Linked DNA regions of Homo sapiens: region 1 is linked to region 2. The links are chromatin loops, found by intact Hi-C in ENCODE. Cell type or tissue: Caco-2. All regions are shown on one strand. Links, peaks and the distances in the headings refer to the core of each region. The heading gives the core; the rest is flanking DNA.

Region 1 (5,379 bases), core at 58-5,057, 290 kb after region 2:
CACAGGAACGTGTCACCATACTCAGCTAATTTTTTTTTTCTAGAGATGGAGTCTCACTGTGTTTCCCAGGCTGGTCTTAAACTTCTGGGCTCAAGTGATCCACCCACTTTGGCCTCCCAAAGTTCTGGGATTACAGGCGTGAGCCACCGTGGCTGGCTCTCCAACTATTAGACACCATGTGCTTATATAGACCTGTAATATTATTTGAGCTATAAGTAAAGGCTGGTCTCATGCCATTTATTTAGTGAAGGATGGTTCCATCATTTTACAAGGTAGAATGTCACCAACAAGACTGTCCCCATTTCACATGCCAGCTATAGGTGGGGTCCCCATGCTACCTGCCCTTCTACCCGACAGGCTACAAATCTGAGGATTTCCCATAACCCACCTCAGGTTCTGTAATTCACCGGAATGACTCACAGAACTCAAGAAAGTGCTTTATTTACAGTTATGGCTTTATTATAAAGGATACAACATAAGACCAGCCAGATGAAAAGACCCATAGGGCAAGGTCTGGAAGGGTCCTGGATGCAGAGCTTCTGTGCACTCTCCCTGTAGAATCAGGGCATGTCACCTTCCCAGCACATCATTGTGTTCACCAGTCAGGAAACTGCTCAGTATGACAGTTTTTTGTTTCTCTTTTCAGGCAGGGTGTTGCTCTGTTGCCCAGGCTGCAGTACAGTGGTGCAACATGGCCCACTGCAGCCCTGAGCTCCTGGGCTCAAGCGATCCTCCTGCCAAGTAGGGGGGACTACAGGCACATGTTACCATGCCCAGTTAATTTAGTTATATTTTTCTAGAGATGGGGTCTCACTATGTTGCTCAGGCTGATCTTGAATTTCTGGCTTCAAATGATCCTCCTGCCTTGGCCTCCCAAAGCGCTAGGATTATAGGTGTGAGCCACCACACTTGGCCATGCATAACAGCTTTTTTTTGAGATGAAGTCTCACCCTGTTGCACACACTGGAGTGCAGTAGCGTGCTCTTGGCTCACTGCAACCTCCGCCTTCAGGTTTAAGCAATTCTCCTGCCTCAGCCTCCTGTGTACCTGGGATTACAGGTGCGCACCACCATGCCCGGCTAATTTTTGTATTTTTAGTAGAGACAGGGTTTCACCATGTTGGCCAGGCTGGTCTGGAACTCCTGACCTCAAGTGATCCACCCGCCTTGGCCTCCCAAAGTGCTGGGATTACAGGCATGAGCCACTATGCCCAGCCAACATAACAGTTTTTATTAGGGTATTTGTTTTGTGATAGAACTCACTCTTGACTAGGCACAGTGGCTCATGCCTGTAATCCCAGCACTTTGGGAGGCCGAGGTGGGTGAATCGCTTGAGCTCAGGAATTCAAGACTAGCCTGGGCAACATGTTGAAACCTGTCTCTACAAAAAATAAAAAAATTAGCTGGGTTTGGTGACATGCAACTGTAGTCCTGGTTACTTGGGGGACTGAGGCGGGAGGATCACTTGAGCCCAGGAGGTGGAGGCTCCAGTGAGCCATGGTTGTGCCACTGCACTCCAGCCTGGGGAACAAAGTGAGACCCTCTTTCAAAACAAACAACTCACTCTCTAGTTCCTATCCTGTCCCTGGAGGTTGGGCTGAAACTACGTGGCATAAAGCCCCTACCCTCTAATCTCACAATAGGTCCTTCTGGCATGGCTAGCCCCTATCCCGTCCCATTTGTTCATAGTATATAATGTCTTTCATATGTTGCTGAATTCAGTTTGCTAGGTTTTTGTTTGTTTGTTTTTTAGAGATGAGGCCTCACTCTGTCACCCAGGCTGGAGTGAGAGGCACTGGAGAGGCGCTATATATCATAGTTTGCTAGTACATTGTTGAAAGTTTTTTTCTTGTGATATCTTTTAAATGGTTTTGGTGGCTCACTCCTGTAATCCTAGCACTTTGGGAGGCCAAGGCGGATGGATCACCTGAGGTCAGGAGTTCGAGACCAGCCTGGCCAACATGCCAACATGGTGAAACCCTGTCTCTACTAAAAATACAAAATTAGCCAGGCGTGCTGGTGCGTGCCTGTAATCCCAGCTACTTGGGAGGCTGAGGCAGGAGAATCGCTTGAACCCAGGAGGCGGAGATTGCAGTAGGCTGAGATCGCGCCATTGCATTCCAGCCTGAGCAATAAGAGTAAAACTCTGTCTCAAAAAAAAAATTAATTAATTAAATGGTTTCAGTATTAAAGTAAATGAAAATTTGTTCCTTCTATCCACAGAATACTCTGACACCAAATTTGTGGTTTTTCCACACCAAGCAATTTTCCATTTCTCTGCACACACCAAGTGGGTGTATTAAAATTTAATTTGATTCTGACACTTACTACCTAGAGTTACCACAGTCCCACAAATTAAAGACTCAGACCCACAAGACTGCCTTCCCACTTTAGACATCAGTTGCAAGTATTGGGTTCCAAGGGTCCCCACACTTCTGTCTGACTTGACTACAAATTGGGGGTTCTCACAACTTCCTTCTTAGGTTCAATAACCTACTGTATTGGCTCACAAAACTCAGGGAAACACTTTACTTCTGTTTCAGCTTTATTATGGAGGTTATAAACGAGCAGCCAGATGAAGAGGTACGCTGGGTAAACAAGATCTGGAAGAGTCCCAAGTGCAGGCGCTTCTGTCCCCCAGCACATGAATGCATTCACCAACTCAGAAGCTGTCTAAATCCTAGTTTAGGGATTATTATTATTATTATTTTATAGAAATGGGGTCTCTCTCTGTTGCCCAGGCTGTTCTTGCATTCCTAGGCTCAAGCGGTCCTCCTGCCTCAGCCTCCCAAAGTACTGGGATTACAGTCATGAGCTACCATGCCCAGCCAGTTTAGGGATTTTTTTTTAATGGAGGTTTCATCATGTAGGCATGATTGATTGTTAACCCAGTCTCCAGACTCTCTTCGCTCTCTGGAGGAAGTGGATGGGGCTGAAAGTTCCAGGCTCTAGGCATGTAATCATGGCTTGGTCTTCCTGGTGACCAGTTCTCATTCTGAAGATTCCAGGAGCCCACCAAGAGTTGCCTCATTAGAACAAAAGAGGCTTCTATCACCCAGGAAATTCCACGGGATTTAAGAGCTCTGTGTAGACACGCATGTTACCCCATTGCTCAGGAAATTGCAAGGAATTTAGGAGCTCTGTGTCAGGAACCAGGTCCAAAGAGCACATATTAGAACAAAAGATGCTGCTAGTGCCCTATCACTCAGGAATTTACAAGGATTTTAGGAGCTCTGTGTCAGGAACTGTGGAGCAAAGATCGAATATGTATTTCTTCTTTTTTTGAGACGGAGTCTTGCTCTGTTTTGCCCAGGCTGGAGTGCAGTGGCAAGCTCTCAGCTTATTGCAGCCTCCGCCTCCTGGGTTCAAGTGATTCTCCTGTCTCAAACTCCCGAGTAGCTGGGACTACAGGCATGTGCCACCACACCCGGCTACTTTTGTATCTTTAGTAGAGTTGGGGTTTCACCATGTTGACCAGGCTGGTCTCAAAACTCCTGACCTCAGGTGATCCAGCCACCTTGGTGTCCCAAAGTGCTGGGATTACAGGTGGAAGCCACTGAGCCCAGCCCCAACCATGTATTCTTATATATACAAGGTAATCCTGGCCTTATAAAATGAATTGGGAAGTGTGGGAAGTGTTCTATCCTCTTCTGTGTTTTGGAGGAGTTTGAGAAGGATTGGAATTAATTCTTTTTTTTTTTGAGAGAGAGAGAGAAGGCCTGGCTCTGTTACCCAGGTTGGAGTGCGATAGTGCGATTATGGCTCACTGCCACCTTGACCTAGTGGGCTTAAGCAGTCCTCTTGCCTCAGCTTCCTGAGAACTTAGGGTGCACCATCACACTCAGCTAATTGAAGAGACAGAGTCTCACTGTAGCCCAAGCTGGAGTGCAGTGGTGCAATCATACCTCCCTTCAGCCTTGAAGTCTTGGGCTCAAGCTGTCTTCCCATCTCAGCCTGTTGTGTAGCTGGGAGTACAGGTGTTTGCCACCAAGCCTAGCTAATTTTGAGTGTTTTGTAGAGATAGTGTCTTGCTGTGTTGCCCAGGCTGGTCTCATACTCTTGACCTCAAGTGATCCTCTCCCTTCCAAAGTGCTGAGATGACAGGCATGTGCTGCCACACCCAGCTGGTGTTAATTCTTTTATAAATGTTTGGTAGAATTAGTGAAGCCATCTGGTACTGGGCTTTCTTTGTGGAAAATACTTTTTTCTTTTCTTTTTTTTTGAGACAGGTTCTTGTTTTGTTGCCCAGGCTGCAGTGCAGTGGTGTGATCTCAGCTCACTGCAACCTCTGCCTCCCGGGTTCAAATGATTCTCCTGCCTCAGCCTCCCGCAAAGCTGGGATTACAGGTGTGTGCCAATACACCTGGCTAAGTTTTGTATTTTTAGTAGAGGCGGGGTTTCACCATGTTGGTCAGGCTGGTCTCCAACTCCTGACCTCAAGTGATCCACCCACATCGGCCTCCCAAAGTGCTGGGATTACAGGTATGAGCCACTACGCCCTACCACAGCCAAATTTTTCCTAAACTTTATTTTTATTTATTTATTTATTTTTAGAGAATAGGGTCTTGCCACGTCACCCAGGTTGGATGGAGTGCAGTGGCTATTCACGGGAGCAATCGTAGGGCACTTTGGCCTTAAATTCCTGATCTAAAGTGATCCTCACACATTAGCCTCCCACGTAGCTGCAGTGCTTTGTGGGAAAGCTGATTTGTGACTCAGTCTCTTTACTCTGTACAGGGATATTCACATTTTCTGTTTCCTCTTGAGTACATTTTGGTAGTTTGTTTCAGTGAAGTTGATAATTTCATCCAGGTTATCTAATTTGTTGGCATGCAATTTTCATAGTATTCTTTTATAATCTTTTTATTTATGTAAGGTTGTTAGTACTATCCCTGCTTGCATTTCTGACTTGGGAAACTTGAGTCTTCTATTTTTCTTCATCAGTCTAGTTAAAGGTTTATCAATTTTATTAATCTTTTCAAACAACCAGCTTTTCTTTTCTTTGAGTGTGATTCCATTTACATGACAAATTCAGAATAGGCAAATTCATAGAGACAGGAAATAAATTAATGGCTGCCCGAGATTGGGGTGGTGAAATTTGAAAGGACAAGATTTCCTTCTGGGTTAATGGAAATATTTTGTAATTATGTAGTGGTGATGGTTACACAATATTGTCTATTCATATCCTTTGCTTTTTTTTTTTTTTTTTGGAGACAGGGTCTCACTCTGTCACCCAGGCTGAAGTGCATAGACAAGATTATGGCTCACTGCAGCCTCGACCTCTCCTGATCTCAAGCGATCCTTTCACTTCCTGAGTAGCTGGGGCTATAGGCACATGCCACCACACCTGGCTAATTTTTGTATTTTTTATAGAGATGGA
Region 2 (5,379 bases), core at 209-5,208:
ATTACAGGTATAAGCCACCACACCCGGCCAGAACTAGAATTTCTATATTGAAGGCTATGCTCAGTTGTAATTTCGATAGATGTTGCCAAATTGGTGATAGAAGTTGCATCAGTTTGTTTCACAGGCAATGTATAAGGATGCCTATTCACACATTTGCCAATTTACTGTGTCATCAAGCTTTGCCAGTGACATCTGTTATCTTCATTTGTATTTCTCTTATGAGAGAGGTTAGAAACTTCTTATATGTTTAAAAGCCATTTGTATTTGATTGATTGATTGAGACGGAGTCTTGCTCCTCACCCAGGCTGGAGTGCAGTGGCACGATCACGGCACACTGCAACCTCCACCTCCCAGATTCAAAAGATTCTCCTGCCTTAGCCACCTGAGTAGCTGGAACTACAGGTGTGCACCATCACGCCCAGCTCATTTTTGTATTTTTAGTAGGGACAGGGTTTCACCATGTTGCTTAGGCTGGTCTTGAACTCCTGACCTCCAGTGATCCACTTGCCTTGGCCTCCCAAAGTGCTGGGATTACAGGCATGAGCTACCATACCTGACCCTATTTTCATTATTTTTTAAATAGAAATGGTTTATTAGATTGCTGAGGTTGGTCTTGAACTCCTGGGCTCAAGCGATCCTTTCACCTCACCTTCCAAAGTGCTGGGATTACAGGTGTGAGCCACTGTGCTCAGCGTAGCCATTTGTGTTTTCTCTCCTGAGTACTGTGTTGATATTCTTTGCCATTTTTTCTTTGAGACAGAGTCTCACTCTGTCGGCCAGACTGGAGTGCAGTGGCGCGATCTCAGCTCACTGCAACCTCCACCTCCCAGGTTCAAGCAATTCTTCTGCCTCAGCCTCCCAAGTTGCTGGGATTACCAACACAAGTCCCCACGCCCAGGTAATTTTTGTATTTTTAGTAGAGACAGAGTTTCACCATGTTGGCCAGGTTGGTTTCAAACTCCTGACCTGAAGTGATCCACCTGCCTTGTCCTCCCAAAGTGCTGGGGTTACAAGCGTGAGCCACCAGGCCCAGCCAGAAAGAATTTTTAAAGACACACTATAAACCATAAAGAAAAAGATTGGCTGGGTGTGGTGGCTGATGCCTGTAATCCCAACACTTTGGGAGACCAAGGCGGTTGAATTGTTTGAGCCCAGGAGTTCGAGACCAGCTGAGGCAACATGGTGAAATCCCATCTCTTCAAAAAAAATTAAAACATTTTTAAAAAATGGGTAAAAGATGAACAACCAATTCATTCATGGAAGAGGAAACTATAGAAGAATCAATAAATATGAAAATATATTCAGCTTTGCTAATAATAAAGGAAAAGCAAAACCATAGTGAAATAACATTTCTACTAGAAGACTGGCAAAAATTAAAGTTCGGCAATGGCAACAGACAACAGGCAAAGGTTGCCAAGGATATGGGGAAACCCAACAGAATCAAGTGGAAAACTATTGGAACTAATAGGAAAGTGTAGCAAAATTGCTGACTACAAGAGCAGCATTCTAATTAACCAATTAGAAAAGTAATAGAATATAAAGATATTTGCAACAGTAACAAAAACTATAAATATCTAGAGACATACTAGTGAAAATGTTCAAGAATTTTGTAGAGAAAATGCTAATGGTTTATTGAGGGATATAAAAGGAAATTTGAATAAATGCATAAATATATACCATGTTCATAGATCAGAAGACTCAGCATTTTAAATATATCAGTTCTTTCCATAGGAGTCTATAAATTTAATGAAATTCTAATCAATACCCTAATGAGATTTTTCAAATAACTTGACAAGGTGATTTTAAAATCATAAGGAAGTCTAAAGGTGTACGAATAGTAATAATAATAATTGCTAACATGTATTAGCTTTGAAAAAAAGTAGATGATACACCCTATCAGATATTAAAGAACAATTCAACACTATGGTTATTAGATTGTATGATATGGGTATAGTAATTGGTAAAGAGAACTGTGGAACAAAGTAGATTTCAGAAATAGACCATGGCATTTGTGAGAACGTGATGTGTATTAAAGGAGGCATTAAATACTAGTAGGGAAAAGATGGACTTTAATAATAAATGATGTTCGGCCAGTTTTCACGTGTAATATTCCTCACACTCAACACAAAAACAAAAATTCGAATGGATTAAACATGCAAAGCTAAAACTTGGGAAGAAAATATCTGAGCATATCTTTATGGTCTTAGAAAAAACAAGGCTTCTTAATAATATTAAAAACATAGACAACAAAGAAAAAGATTGATACATTTTACTAAACCAATAGTTTACACTTTATGACAACCACCCCAGACTCCATAAATAACATTCAAAGGCAAGCAGAATAGTTGGAAAAGATATCTGCCATATATTTAACAAAAGATTAGCATCAGAGTGTATATATAAGGCTAGCACAGTGGCTCACACCTGTAATCCCAATGCTTTGGGAGGCCGAGGTGGAAGGATTGCTTGAGCCCAGGAGCTCAAGACCATTCTGGACAACATAGTGAGGCTCCATCTCTACAAAAAATTTAAAAAATTAGCCAGCTGAAGGCCGGGTGTGGTAGCTCACACCTGTAATCCCAGCACTTTGGGAGGCTGAGGCAGGAGAATGGTGTGAGCTTGGGAGGCAGAGCTTGCAGTGAGCCGAGATCGCGCCACTGCACTCCTTCCTGGGCGATAAAGCAAGACTCTGTCTCAAAAAAAAAAAAAAAAAAATTAGGCAGCTGGGGTGGTGTAGGCCTGTAGCCCCAGCTACTTAGGAGGCTGAGGTGGGAGGATCTCTTGAGCCCAGGAGGTTGAGGCTGCAGTGAGCCATGATCATGCCACTGGACTCCAGCCTGCACCAAAGAGTAAGACTGACTCAAAAAAAAAAAAGGGCGGGGCGGGGCTGGGTGTGGTGGCTCACACCTGTAATCCTAGCAATTTGGGAGGCTGAGGCGGGTGGATCACTGTAGGAGTTCTGTCAGGGTGGTGGGAAAAGTTGTAAGAAAAAGTTATAGGGAAAGACGCAAACCTTCTTGGAAGGCCGGGAGGTTTTCCAAAAGCTTCGGAAGGGAATTATGGCTGAAGGCAGTCAAATTTTCTTATCCGGAGCCTGAGAGCAAAGGGCAGATAACAAGGGAATGTAAAGAAACTTATCTAGATAAATTTGTTTACTTCTGTCTCCAGAAACCAACCTTTGATCATTCGAGCACAGGACTGCTCTCTACCTGGGGGGTCAACAATGTTTATTACCCACAAACTGTGTTTGCTTCAACCCTTTGTCATTAAATATGTACTACATAAATGCGAGCAGGGCCAGCTTATTGGGACTGCACTCTCTCGGTGGCTGCTGCACTCTCTCGTCAGTGGTGCTGAGCCCTAGCTGCGCTGTCAGGCAAAACACCTGTGTCAGTGTACTTCTTTCATCCATTGCTCAGCCAGAGTCTGCGGGACAGACTCAGCAGATCACCAGGTCAGGAGATCGAGACCATCCTCACTAACACGGTGAAACCCCACCTCTATTAAAAATACAAAAAAATTAGCCGGGTGTGGTGGCATGCACCTGTAGTCCCAGCTACTTGGGAGGCTGAGGCAGGAGAATCGCTTGAACCCGGGAGGTGGAGGTTGCAGTGAGCCGAGATCGTGCCACTGCACTCCAGCCTGGGCAACAGAGCAAGACTCCATCTCAAAAAAAAAAAAAAAAAAAAAAAAAAAGATGATATGGTACTGGCATACACACATAGATAGACCCAATGGTACAGAATAGAGAGCCTAGAAATAAACCATTGTGTATATGGCCAAGTGATCTTCATCAAGAGTGCCAAGACTATACACGGGGGAAAGGATAGTCTGTGTTGGGAAAACTGAATATCCACATGCAAAAGATGAAGTTGGAACCTTACCTTATACCACGTACAAAAATTAAAATGGTCAGGCATGGTGGCTCACACCTGTAATCCCAGCACTTTGGGAGGCCAAGGTGGGTGCATCACCTGAGGTCAGGAGTTCGTGATCAGCCTGGCCAACATGGTGAAACCCTGTCTCTATTAAAAATTCAAAAATTAACCAGGCATGGTGGTAGGCACCTGTAATCTCAGCTACTTGGGAGGCTGAGGCAGGAGAATTGCTTGAACCCGGGAAGTGGAGGTTGCAGTGAACCGAGACTGCGCCACTGCACTCCAGCTTGGGTGACAGAGTAAGACTCTGTCTCAGAAAAAAAAAAAAAAAAAAAAAAAAACCAACTCAAAATGGATTAAAGGCCTAACTATAAGATCTAAAACTCCTAGAAGAAAATACAACTTCAGGCCAGGCGTGGCGGCTCATGCCTGTAATCCCAGCACTTTGGGGGGCCGAGGCAGGTGGATCACTTGAGGCCAGGAGTTTGAGACCAGCCTGGCCAACATGGCGAAACCCTGTCTCTACTAAAAATACAAAAAAATTAACTGGTGTGATGTCTCACGCCTATAATCGCAACTACTTGGGAACCTGAGGTGGGAGAATCACTTGAACCCAGGAGGCGGATGTTGTAGTCAGCCAAGATTGTGCCATTGCACTCCAGCCTGGGCGACACTGAGACCCTGTCTCAAAAAAAAAAAAAAAAAAAAAAAAAAGGAAAAGAAAAGAAAACAGCTTCAGAACACTGGATTTTGCAATGATTTCTTGGATATGACACCAAAAATATAGGTAACAAAAGCAACACTAGACAAATGGGACTACATCAAACTTTTTTTTTTTTTTGGAGATGGAGTCTTGCTCTGTCACCCAGGTTGGAGTGCAGTGGCATGATCTCGGCTCACTGCAACCTCCACCTCCTGGGTTCAAGTGATTCTCCAGCCTCAGCCTCCTGAATAGCTGGGAATACAGGCGCCCGCCACCACGCCCGGCTAATTTTTTGTATTTTAGTAGAGACGGTGTTTCACCATGTTGCCCAGGCTGGTCCCGACCTCCTGAGCTCAGGCAATCCGCCTGCCTCAGCCTCCCAAAGTGCTAGGAGTGTGAGCCACTGCGCCCGGCCGGGAATACATCAAACTTTAAAACTCCTGTACATCAAAGGAAGCAGAGTGAAAACGCAGCTTACAGAATGGAAGAAAATATTTGCACATCATAGATCTGGGCCAAGCGTGGTGGCTCACACCTGTAATCCCAGCACTTTGGGAGGCCGAGGCAGGTGGATCACTTGAGTTCAGGAGTTCGAGACCAGCCTGACCAACATGGAGAAACCCCATCTCTACTAAAATACAAAAGTAGCCAGGCGTGGTGGCGCATGCCTGTAATCCCAGCTACTCGGGAGGCTGAGGCAGGAGAATCACTTGAACCCAGGAGGTAGAGATTGTGGTGAGCCAAGATCGCACCATTGCACTCCAGCATAGGCAACAAGAGTGACACTCCGTCTCAAAA

The links. Peaks named below come from ENCODE experiments on the same cell type or tissue, not always from the same donor. Only the 100,000 strongest peaks of a DNase experiment are listed, where the experiment ranks them.
Region 1: it touches region 2 in a loop (9-fold over the local background); 1 of 110 quality-filtered maps calls a loop at or near these places.

The regions. Positions count from the first base shown.
Region 1 is chr11:77,799,334-77,804,712 of GRCh38, reverse strand. All of the region lies in intron 1 of RSF1 (remodeling and spacing factor 1), which reads left to right. Among named protein-coding and RNA genes, the nearest start is that of RSF1, 19 kb to the left of the region's middle. In Caco-2, for the core only: no CTCF peak of the experiment used is centred there; DNase peaks (open chromatin) are centred at 3,052 and 3,879.
Region 2 is chr11:78,088,588-78,093,966 of GRCh38, reverse strand. No RefSeq gene overlaps it. Among named protein-coding and RNA genes, the nearest start is that of NDUFC2-KCTD14, 11 kb to the right of the region's middle. In Caco-2, for the core only: no CTCF peak of the experiment used is centred there; a DNase peak (open chromatin) is centred at 3,246.